Regions from separate parts of the Homo sapiens genome. Here region 2 is linked to region 1. Evidence: chromatin loops called from intact Hi-C (ENCODE). Cell type or tissue: Calu3. All regions are shown on one strand. Links, peaks and the distances in the headings refer to the core of each region. The heading gives the core; the rest is flanking DNA. Region 1 overlaps TRAF3IP2 (TRAF3 interacting protein 2). Region 2 overlaps LOC105377944 (a long non-coding RNA gene).

The links. Peaks named below come from ENCODE experiments on the same cell type or tissue, not always from the same donor. Only the 100,000 strongest peaks of a DNase experiment are listed, where the experiment ranks them.
Region 2: a loop joins it to region 1, with 3 times the contacts of the local background. A loop is called at or near these places in 5 of 110 quality-filtered maps.

Annotation. Positions count from the first base shown.
Region 1 is chr6:111,587,257-111,591,650 of GRCh38, forward strand. TRAF3IP2 (TRAF3 interacting protein 2) reads right to left here. Exons shown (of 9, transcript NM_147686.4): 2 at 4,002-4,394. It also overlaps TRAF3IP2-AS1. Among named protein-coding and RNA genes, the nearest start is that of TRAF3IP2, 16 kb to the right of the region's middle. RefSeq lists an enhancer at 3,941-4,394. In Calu3, for the core only: no CTCF peak of the experiment used is centred there; DNase peaks (open chromatin) are centred at 2,285 and 4,315.
Region 2 is chr6:111,640,280-111,644,673 of GRCh38, forward strand. LOC105377944 (a long non-coding RNA gene) reads right to left here. Exons shown (of 3, transcript XR_942874.3): 3 at 2,057-2,606. Among named protein-coding and RNA genes, the nearest start is that of TRAF3IP2, 37 kb to the left of the region's middle. RefSeq lists a silencer at 2,307-2,601. In Calu3, for the core only: a CTCF peak has its summit at 2,464 (motif pointing left); a DNase peak (open chromatin) is centred at 2,472.

The DNA of each region.
Region 1 (4,394 bases), core at 368-4,367:
TTTTTGTTTTTGTTTTTAAGACTGAGTCTCATTCTGTTGACCAGGCTGGAGTGCAGTGGCGCGATCTCAGCTCACTGCAACCTCCACCTTCCGGGTTCAAGTGATTCTCATGCCTCAGCCTCCCCGAGTAGCTGGGATTACAGGTGCCCACCACCATGGCTGGCTAATTTTTGTATTTTTAGTAGACAACATTTCACCATATTGGCCAGGCTGGTCTTGAACTCCTGACCTCAAGTGATCTGCCCTCCTCTGCCTCCCAAGGTGTTGGGATTACAGGTGTGAGCCACTGCACCCGGCCGTTTGCTATTTTTAAAAATCAACAAAAGTATATGAAATTAGAAGGAAAATATACCTGTCTCCTCTTAATTCCCTGCTCCCCTCCCCACCAAGATCACCACTAGATCCTTCTAGACTTAATATGTATATATAAACCTATATAGTTTTTAAAAAATAAACATGGATGGGATCATCACTGCAGCTCTTGCCTTTCAACTTAATCTTTTTGATGTCAGAATGTGTATTCAGTGCAACATGGGCCTAGTAGTCCATAGTATACATAAATCACAAATGACTTATCTGGCCCCTTATTGATAGGCATTGTAATTGTTTTTGTTTTTACTCTAATGCAACAATGCTTTAATAAACATTCTTGTTCTTGTATTTGTATATGCTTGTTTAATGTTTCTATAGGACAGATTCCTATAAGTGAAACTGCTGGGCCAAAGAGGAAGCACATATAAAACTGTGATAGTGAAATTGCCTTCTGGGAGATTGCACCAATTTACACTCCTATCAAGAGTGATTGGGAATATTCATTTCTCTCTAACTCCACTAACACTGGATGTTGTCCAAAGTTTTTATTTTTGCACAACTAATCAAGGAAAAGGTATCTTTAAGAATTTTGCACTTCTTAAATCTAATGATATTGAGCTTGGTTTAATTTTCATATTGGCTATTTGTGTATCTTCTGTGAATTATTCCCCTCTCCTATCCCCATTCTCTCCCCTCTGCCTTTCAACACCTCTTTTCGCCCCAAGGATCCTAGATGTCTCTCCCCAACCCCCTAACAGAAGGAAATAATACAGAGAGCAAGGGGATGGTGAAATGATGAAAGAAAGCAGGTCCTGGGGCAATAGGGACAAAAAGTGTTCCCAGTCAGGAGTGTTTGCCTTTTAAAGGAGCCTGCCCCAATGGGACAACGCTCACCTCCAAAGACTGGATTGCCAATGGCGCTGTTTCAGCTCCAACAACAGGAAAAGTATTTTCCGTGGGAAGTATTTTCCAGAAGGTCCTGGGACCTTCATTATAACATTGAGTCAGTGCTTTTTTTGTCTATCACAATGAGGCTTTCCCTTGTTAGTAGTCAGAGTCAGCTGCTTGGGACTGTATCACAAAGCCTTAAGTATTCACAGTTCTTCGCATTAATCTAAGGAGTTAATCGGAAGTGCAGTTAAAAACATATGTATGCAATGCTTGCCATAGCATTGCTTATTGGATCAGAAAACTGGAAACTATTTTAAATGTCCAACAATAAAGAATAGGTTCATAACAATTTGGTAGATGCGTCTGATGAAATACAATGAAGCAGTTTTAAATGATTCTGGAATAAGTACTCAATGTCACTGAAAACTATTTTAATTTTAGATTAAAAATATATGCAAAGAAAAAAACACTGAAAATTGATATGTCAAAACCCTAATAAGGAATTCTATTTGGGTGGCAGAAATATGAAAACTTTTTCTTTTCTTTTTTGAACTTCTGGGCATATTTTAATTTTGGGAGTGACCAAATATTATAATGATCAGAAAAATTATCTTTTTTTTTTTTTTTTTTGAGATGGAGTCTCACTGTGTCATCGCCCAGGTGCAGTCTCGGCTCACTGTAACCTCTGCCTCCCAGGTTCAGGCAATTCTTGTGCCTCAGTCTCCCGAGTAGCTGGGATTACAGGCGCCCGCCACAACAACTGGCTAATTCTTTTTGTATTTTTAGCAGAGACAGTGTTTCACCATGTTGGCCAGGCTAGTCTCAAACTTCTGATCTCAAGTGATCCACCCACCTTGGCCTCCCAAAGTGCTGGGATTACAAAGTGGGGTGAGCCACCGTGCCTGGTGAAAACTTACCTTTAAATACAGATAACAGAATGTTAAAAAGTAGTTTATGGTATTATTCTCACAAATTACTCCTTTTAAACCTGGCAATCACTGAGAAATACAGCCTTGACCTTGCCAACATTCAGTTCTCAGTGATTCATACTTAAGGGAATCCACCACCACACCCACCCTATGACTGGGCGCTTAGAGCAGGGGTGGCATCCATGCACTCCCACTCTGTTGACTTCCCAGCATTTATACACCACGTCCCAGTTTTAGGCATCAGAGGCTCTTTCTCCCGCTCCAGCCCAAGGCCCCATTCTCCTTACACCCTCCTGCTTCCCCAGCCCCTGCCCTCATTCCTGATCTCACACTCATTCTTACCTATTTCTTCCAAGCATCTTCTAAGTTACATTTCTCTATCTCCTCTTTGTTTTTTTCTTTTTTGAGTTATGAATTACTGTGTTGCTCTCTTCACTTTAGGAAGCTTTATACTTAGTATACATGTACTAATATGTAAATTATGGTTGATTACAGCATTTGTAATTATTTCTATAATTTATTTTAAAGCTGCGCATCAGGCCTTTGGTCAGGCACTTCTTACACTCTGAACTACTTTCTGTCCAGTGTTTATTTGCTAAGAAAAATATCAGGCCTCACAGCCCTGTGTTTCATCTGTAAAGCCCTTTTGTTATTTTCCAGTGGCCTCAGCGGAGATTTAACATCAAGAATGGTAGTAGGAAAAAAAAAATGGTGATAGAACCTTTTATCTCAACCTAAGACTTATCACTTTCAGAGATGCTTCCTGCACTGATACATATTATTATTTCGGAAGTAGTTTATTGAGAGTCTAGTATGTGCCAGACACTGTGCTTAAATCCTGGGGAATTATGAATTGAAAGTACACGTTTGCATTTGCAGATGCATAAAAACTTGCAGTCTAGAAGGAGAGGAGACACGTACATAATTAGATGCCATGCTGGTGTTAGGTGTCCCAACAGGGCCAGAGCAGGAGGGAGACAGAGGCCCTGAAGGAGAACGTGATCTGGGGAGGTTTCCAGAGGGACACTTGAGCTAAGTCTCAAAAAATGTGTATGATGGTGGTTGCATAACTCTGTAAATATACTAAAACTTATTGAATTTTTTATTTAAAATGGGTTAAGGGTAAACCTTGCAGTATGTATATTAGATCTCGATAAAGCAGTTTTTTTAAAAGGTGTATTGAAACTGGGTCAAACACACCAGAAGGGGAAGAACATCCCCAAGAGAGAGAAGAGCCTGGCAAACGCATGGAGATGTGAACCATCGCGACAAGTAGGGGGACTGCCAGTCTTAGAGTGGCTGGAATGTAGGGTAGCTGTGGATGGCTCAAGTGTCCAAAAGGATTTAAGCAGCAAAATCACAGAAACAACTTCATTTTCATGTAATGGCCCGAATCCCAGAGTCTCAATGACATTCTGGGCACCTTCTGGTTTTTTGTTTTGTTTTGCTTTGTTTTTGACTAAAAGCCCTTTCTCTGCCAAGTCTAAGATGGGGAAGAAAGATGACGAGAAGGAAGAACCCATATGCCCAAAGATTAGAACAAAAAATACATTTTCTAGAAATCATTTTGGTCATCTCTCTGCTTCTAGGCAGGTTTGTTAAACTAACCCAGACAGAGGAACCCATTTTGTCCTTAAAGGTCCCTAGAGAAGGAGACTCCAAGTGGGACAGGCTTTAGGCTAAGAAAAAGCATTCTCTGCAGGCCCTTTGCAAATCCAGCCACACATGGAAAGCCCCTAAGAGAAGCAGAATGCCCTCCCTGCATTCTGACCTGTTCATGCCAGCCTAGTGACACGAAGCATTGATGTGAGGCCCTTGTTTCTTCAGTCACCCAGCCCAGAATGCCCAGAGGAGGTAAAGATCACTTACATGGCACCTGGTGATCGGGACTTCCAGGACAATGGTAATGATAGTTCCATGGAGCATGTGGGGAAAGATTGGGAGGCAGCATCTGTGCACATGCTGGATACCTCTGAGGTTCAAACTGAGGGAACTCCCTGGACCTGAGAGGTCTGGGGAGGTCCTGGGGGTAACACACGGAGGTGAGGGGCAGGGGCCTTTCCAGCTGCCTGATGCCCAGGACATCCTGGGGCTGGGAATCATATCCCGTGTCTATGGTTGGCAGATCCAGGCCTGCTCGGTTCCTGTGAGGCTGGGGCCGTTGCACCATCTCCTGGCTACCGCCCAAGGAGTCTGCTGAGGCATTAGGTAAACTTTGGTCTGATTTGTCTGAGTCATGGCCAGTGTCAGGAGAAGCCGCTG
Region 2 (4,394 bases), core at 260-4,259, 53 kb after region 1:
ATTTGGAGATAAGGCCTTTAAAGAGGTACTGTCATTAAGTTAAAACGAGGCCTTTAGGGTGAGCCTTAATCCAATCTGATAGTGTCTGCTGTTATAAGAAGAGGAGATTAGGATAGACAGACAGTGGGGATGTGTGTGATCAGAGGAAAGGCCACCTGAGGGAGGACACAGGGAGAAGGTGGCCATATTTAAGCCAGGAGGACAGGCCTTAGAAGAAACCAGACCTGCTGACACCTTGATCTTGGACTTGTAGCCTCCAGAACTGTGAGAAATTTCTGTTGTTTAAGCCACCCAGTCTGTGGTACTTTGTTATGGCAGTCCTAGCAAACTAATACATTTGTGTTGATTTTTATATTCTTCAGTGCCACATTTAGTCTAAAACTCTAAAAGCATAGCAACTTCCCACGTCTACAGAGAAGTCAGACCAGGCTGTTTTCAGCACGTGAAGAGCTGTCTTTTTTTTTTTTTTTTTTTTTTTTTTTGAGATGGAGTTTTGCTCTTGTTGCCCAGGCTGGAGTGCAATGGTGTGATTTCGGCTCACCGCAACCTCCACCTCCCAGGTTCAAGTGATTCTCCTGTCTCAGCCTCCCAAGTAGCTGGGATTACAGGTGCACGCCACCACACCTGGCTAATTTTTGTATTTTTAGTAGAGGCGGGGTTTCATCATATTGGTCAGGCTGGTCTCAAACTCCTGATGTCAGGTGATCTGCCTGCCTCGGCCTCCCAAAGTGCTGGGATTACAGACGTGAGCCACCGTACCCGGCCTAGTCATCTTTTTTGAAAACATTTTGATGGTAAGCAGCACTTTGGAATTCCTGAGGTTGTTTTTCTTTTTCTTTAAAAAATTCTAGACAAATGAGATTTTCTAAATTTGGTGGGGGTGGGGGTGATGTTAAGGATAATTACTGAAAAAATCAAAAATTTAAATAGTATTGTCAATAATTCTCAAGATAAAAATTCTCAAGCTAAATCTCATAAAGTAATTATAAAAAATCTTTGATTCTGTTTAATTAAAAAACATGTTTCTATGTATATTAATGCTTTATAGTTCAATAAAAAGTTCAAAAATAAAATGAAAATAGATAAAAATTACTGGAAGACACCATGAATCTAATTTTAGGTTGTACTTTTAAAAATTTAAATCTTTTAAGGAACTATGGTAATTGCTGTATTTTTTTTCTTTTGGAATAAAACAGTGAGAAATAAGTGAATCTCTTTAAATTCCAATTATGAATGAACACAAAGGAAGGTGTGAATGGCATATTAACAAGAGCATGTGAGGGAGTCATGACTTGGTTTTCTAACTTAGGGTAATGTGTGTTTCACAGGAAAACTGAAGAGCTGTGCTGCTGCAAAGCAGTTTTGAAATCTACTTAATAAACTCCATATTATAAATAGACATTTGATTTCTGGCGTGGCGCAGTGACCCACGCCTGTAATCCCAGCACTTTGGGAAGCTGTGGGCGAGTGGATTACTTGAGGTCAGGAGTTTGAGACCAGCCTGGCCAACATGGTGAAACCCCATCTCTACTAAAAATACAAAAATTAGCCGGGCATGGCCGGGCACGGTGGCTCACGCCTGTAATCCCAGCACTTTGGGAGGCCGAGGCGGGCGGATCACGAGGTCAGGAGATCAAGACCATCCTAGCTAACACAGTGAAACCCCGTCTCTACTGAAAATAGAAAAAAATAGCCAGGCGTGGTGGCGGGCGCCTGTAGTCCCAGCTACTCGGGAGGCTGAGGCAGGAGAATGGCGTGAACGTGGGAGGCGGAGCTTGCAGTGAGCCGAGATCGCGCCACTGCACTCCAGCCTGGGCGACAGAGCAAGAATCCGTTTCAAAAAAAAAAAAAAATTAGCCGGGCATGGTGGTGCGTGCCTGTAATCCCAGCTACTCAGGAGGCTGAGGCAGGAGAATCACTTGTACTTGGGAGGTGGAGGCTGCAGTGAGCCGAGATCACACCGCCGCACTCCAGCTTGGGTGACAGAGTGGGAAGCTGTGCCAAAAAAAAAAAAAAAAAAGAAAAGACATTTGACTTCTATTGGTTTCCTCTAAACCAAATATGAAAGTTGACTCCTAAAATTCATTTTTGGTGAGGATCATCTCAACACAACAATGAGGAAGAGTAACTCTGTATTTGGTAATTTCCCCAGTGTCACAGAAGCAGGGGTTCAAACCAACTCTTCTTTCTGGCACCAAAGCCTGTGCCCTTCACCACTACGGTAGATGAGATTGAAAGACTTGGTCGTGACTCTTCACTCCCCTTTGTCATAACATTGCAGAGCCCACCCTTCAAGTACAGGGAATATGTCCTGACCTATTGATGTGTGCTTGGCCACATTATTAGAATGGCCAATGGAATTTGAGACATCGCGATGCACTCTGAGGTCTTGAAAGTTTGAAAGGCTTAACTTAGCTCTGAGGGCTTCTGTGATAGCCATAAGACACGAATTTCCCAGGAAGCCACTGCCCCCTTCAGCCTGGGCCCAGAATAAACACTGTGAAACAGACCTGAACTTGACCTGAAGCCTGCAGCCAAGTTCTGCCGTGGGCAAATTGGAACTCTGAGCCTGGAGTCCAGTCAAGTACAGCAGGGTCCTGGTCTACCTGCAGACCCATGAGAAAAAAAAAAAAAAATCCAACTTGTCATTTTAAGCCGTTAAGTTTTGGAATAATTTCTGTAAGCCTAGCATTATTGTAGCAATAGTCAAATGATAAACCACTACTTGACATATTCAAAATATGGTCCTTGGACACTGGTATCAAAATCATCTGGAACTTATTAAAAATGAAGATTATAGGAAGATGATTACTCACTTACACTAAGGAGTTTAATGGAACAAGTCAGCAGGAGATACTAAATTTAATAATATATTAAAATTAATATGGAAGCAATTCCACTTCTAGATATTTCTCCAAGGGAAAGCCTTACAGATGTCCATAAAAAGGGCAAGGATGTAACGTTGTTTGTAACACTGAAAATCTGGAAATAACCTAAATATCCATCAACAGAAGAATGGTTAAATGATGCCATTTCCACCTTATGGCATACTAATAAATATTATTTGTTAAAAAGAAGCGAGAAAAATTCTCTGAGTCATACTGTTTGATGAAAAGTCAAGATGCAGAACAATATGTGCAGTAAGATTTCATTTATGTAAAGGAAAGGCATGTCTATGTAAATGTATTTAAAAAAAGATACAAACCAAGATACAAACCAAGTTGATAAGTGATTACCTTTGGTAAGGTATGATGTTGAGAAGTGTGTGTGGGGGGTCACTGCTTTATCTGTAGTGTTTATTGTTTTTACACTGACTAGGTTGTACACATATATTACTGTGCCATTAAGAAGAAAAATATTATGTATTTAATGTAGCTGAACTGGTGGCTCATGTCTGTAATCCCAGCACTTTGGGAGGCCAAGGTGGGAAGATTGCTTGATGAACCTGGGCTACATAGTGAGACCCTGTCTCTACAAAAAATTCAAAAATTAAAATTAGCCGGGCATGGTTGTGTGCACCTGTAGTCTTGGCTACTCGGGAGGCTGAGGTGGGAGGATCACTTGAGCCCAGGTGATTGAGGCTGCAGTGAGCTGTGATTGCACCACTGCACTCCAACTGAGGTGACAGAGCGAGACCCTGTCTCTAAAAAATTTTTAAAAAAAATTTAAATCTGGATTTTTAGGTTTCACCCCAAATCAGAAGAGTCTAGGAATCTGCATTTAACTAAATTTTCAGCCCCTGCCCTCTCAGTTGCTTGAGTCAGCAGCAAGCTCAGGAGGAAGCAGCCAGCCAGGGGAAGAGCTGGAAATGTGATGTGGCCTGGGCAAAAGGCACACTGCAGGATTTCCCCTGTGTGGGGGAGGCAGTGGAGAATTCTGCCTGAGGGTTTTCGGTTTTAAGAAAACCAAACGAGGCCAGGCACGGTGGCTCACGCCTGTAATCCCAGCACTTTGGGAGGCTGGGGCAGGCAGATCATGAGGTCAGGGGATGGAGGCCATCCTGGCTAACATGGTGAAACCCCGTCACTACTAAAAATACAAAAAGTTAGCTGGGCATGGTGGCAGATGTCTGTAGTCCCAGCTACTTGGGAGGCTGAGGCAGGAGAATCGCTTGAATCCAGGAGGCGGAGGTTGCAGTAAGCTGAGATCGCACCACTGCACTTCAGGCTGGGTGACAGAGCAAGACTCCATTCAGCGGCTGGAGAAAGTCCCTGTTAATGGCTAGGTTGCCCTCTACAGGGCATCGCCATCCCACCCTGGTCCCATCCCACCCCTGGGGGAGTTTATCTGAATCTTGGAAGGGTAAGACGAGGTACTTGAGATAGTTGCATTTATCAAAAGAGGGCATGAGAATCAAGGTGGGGCATCCTAAAGTGTGGCCAGCCCAGGGAGAG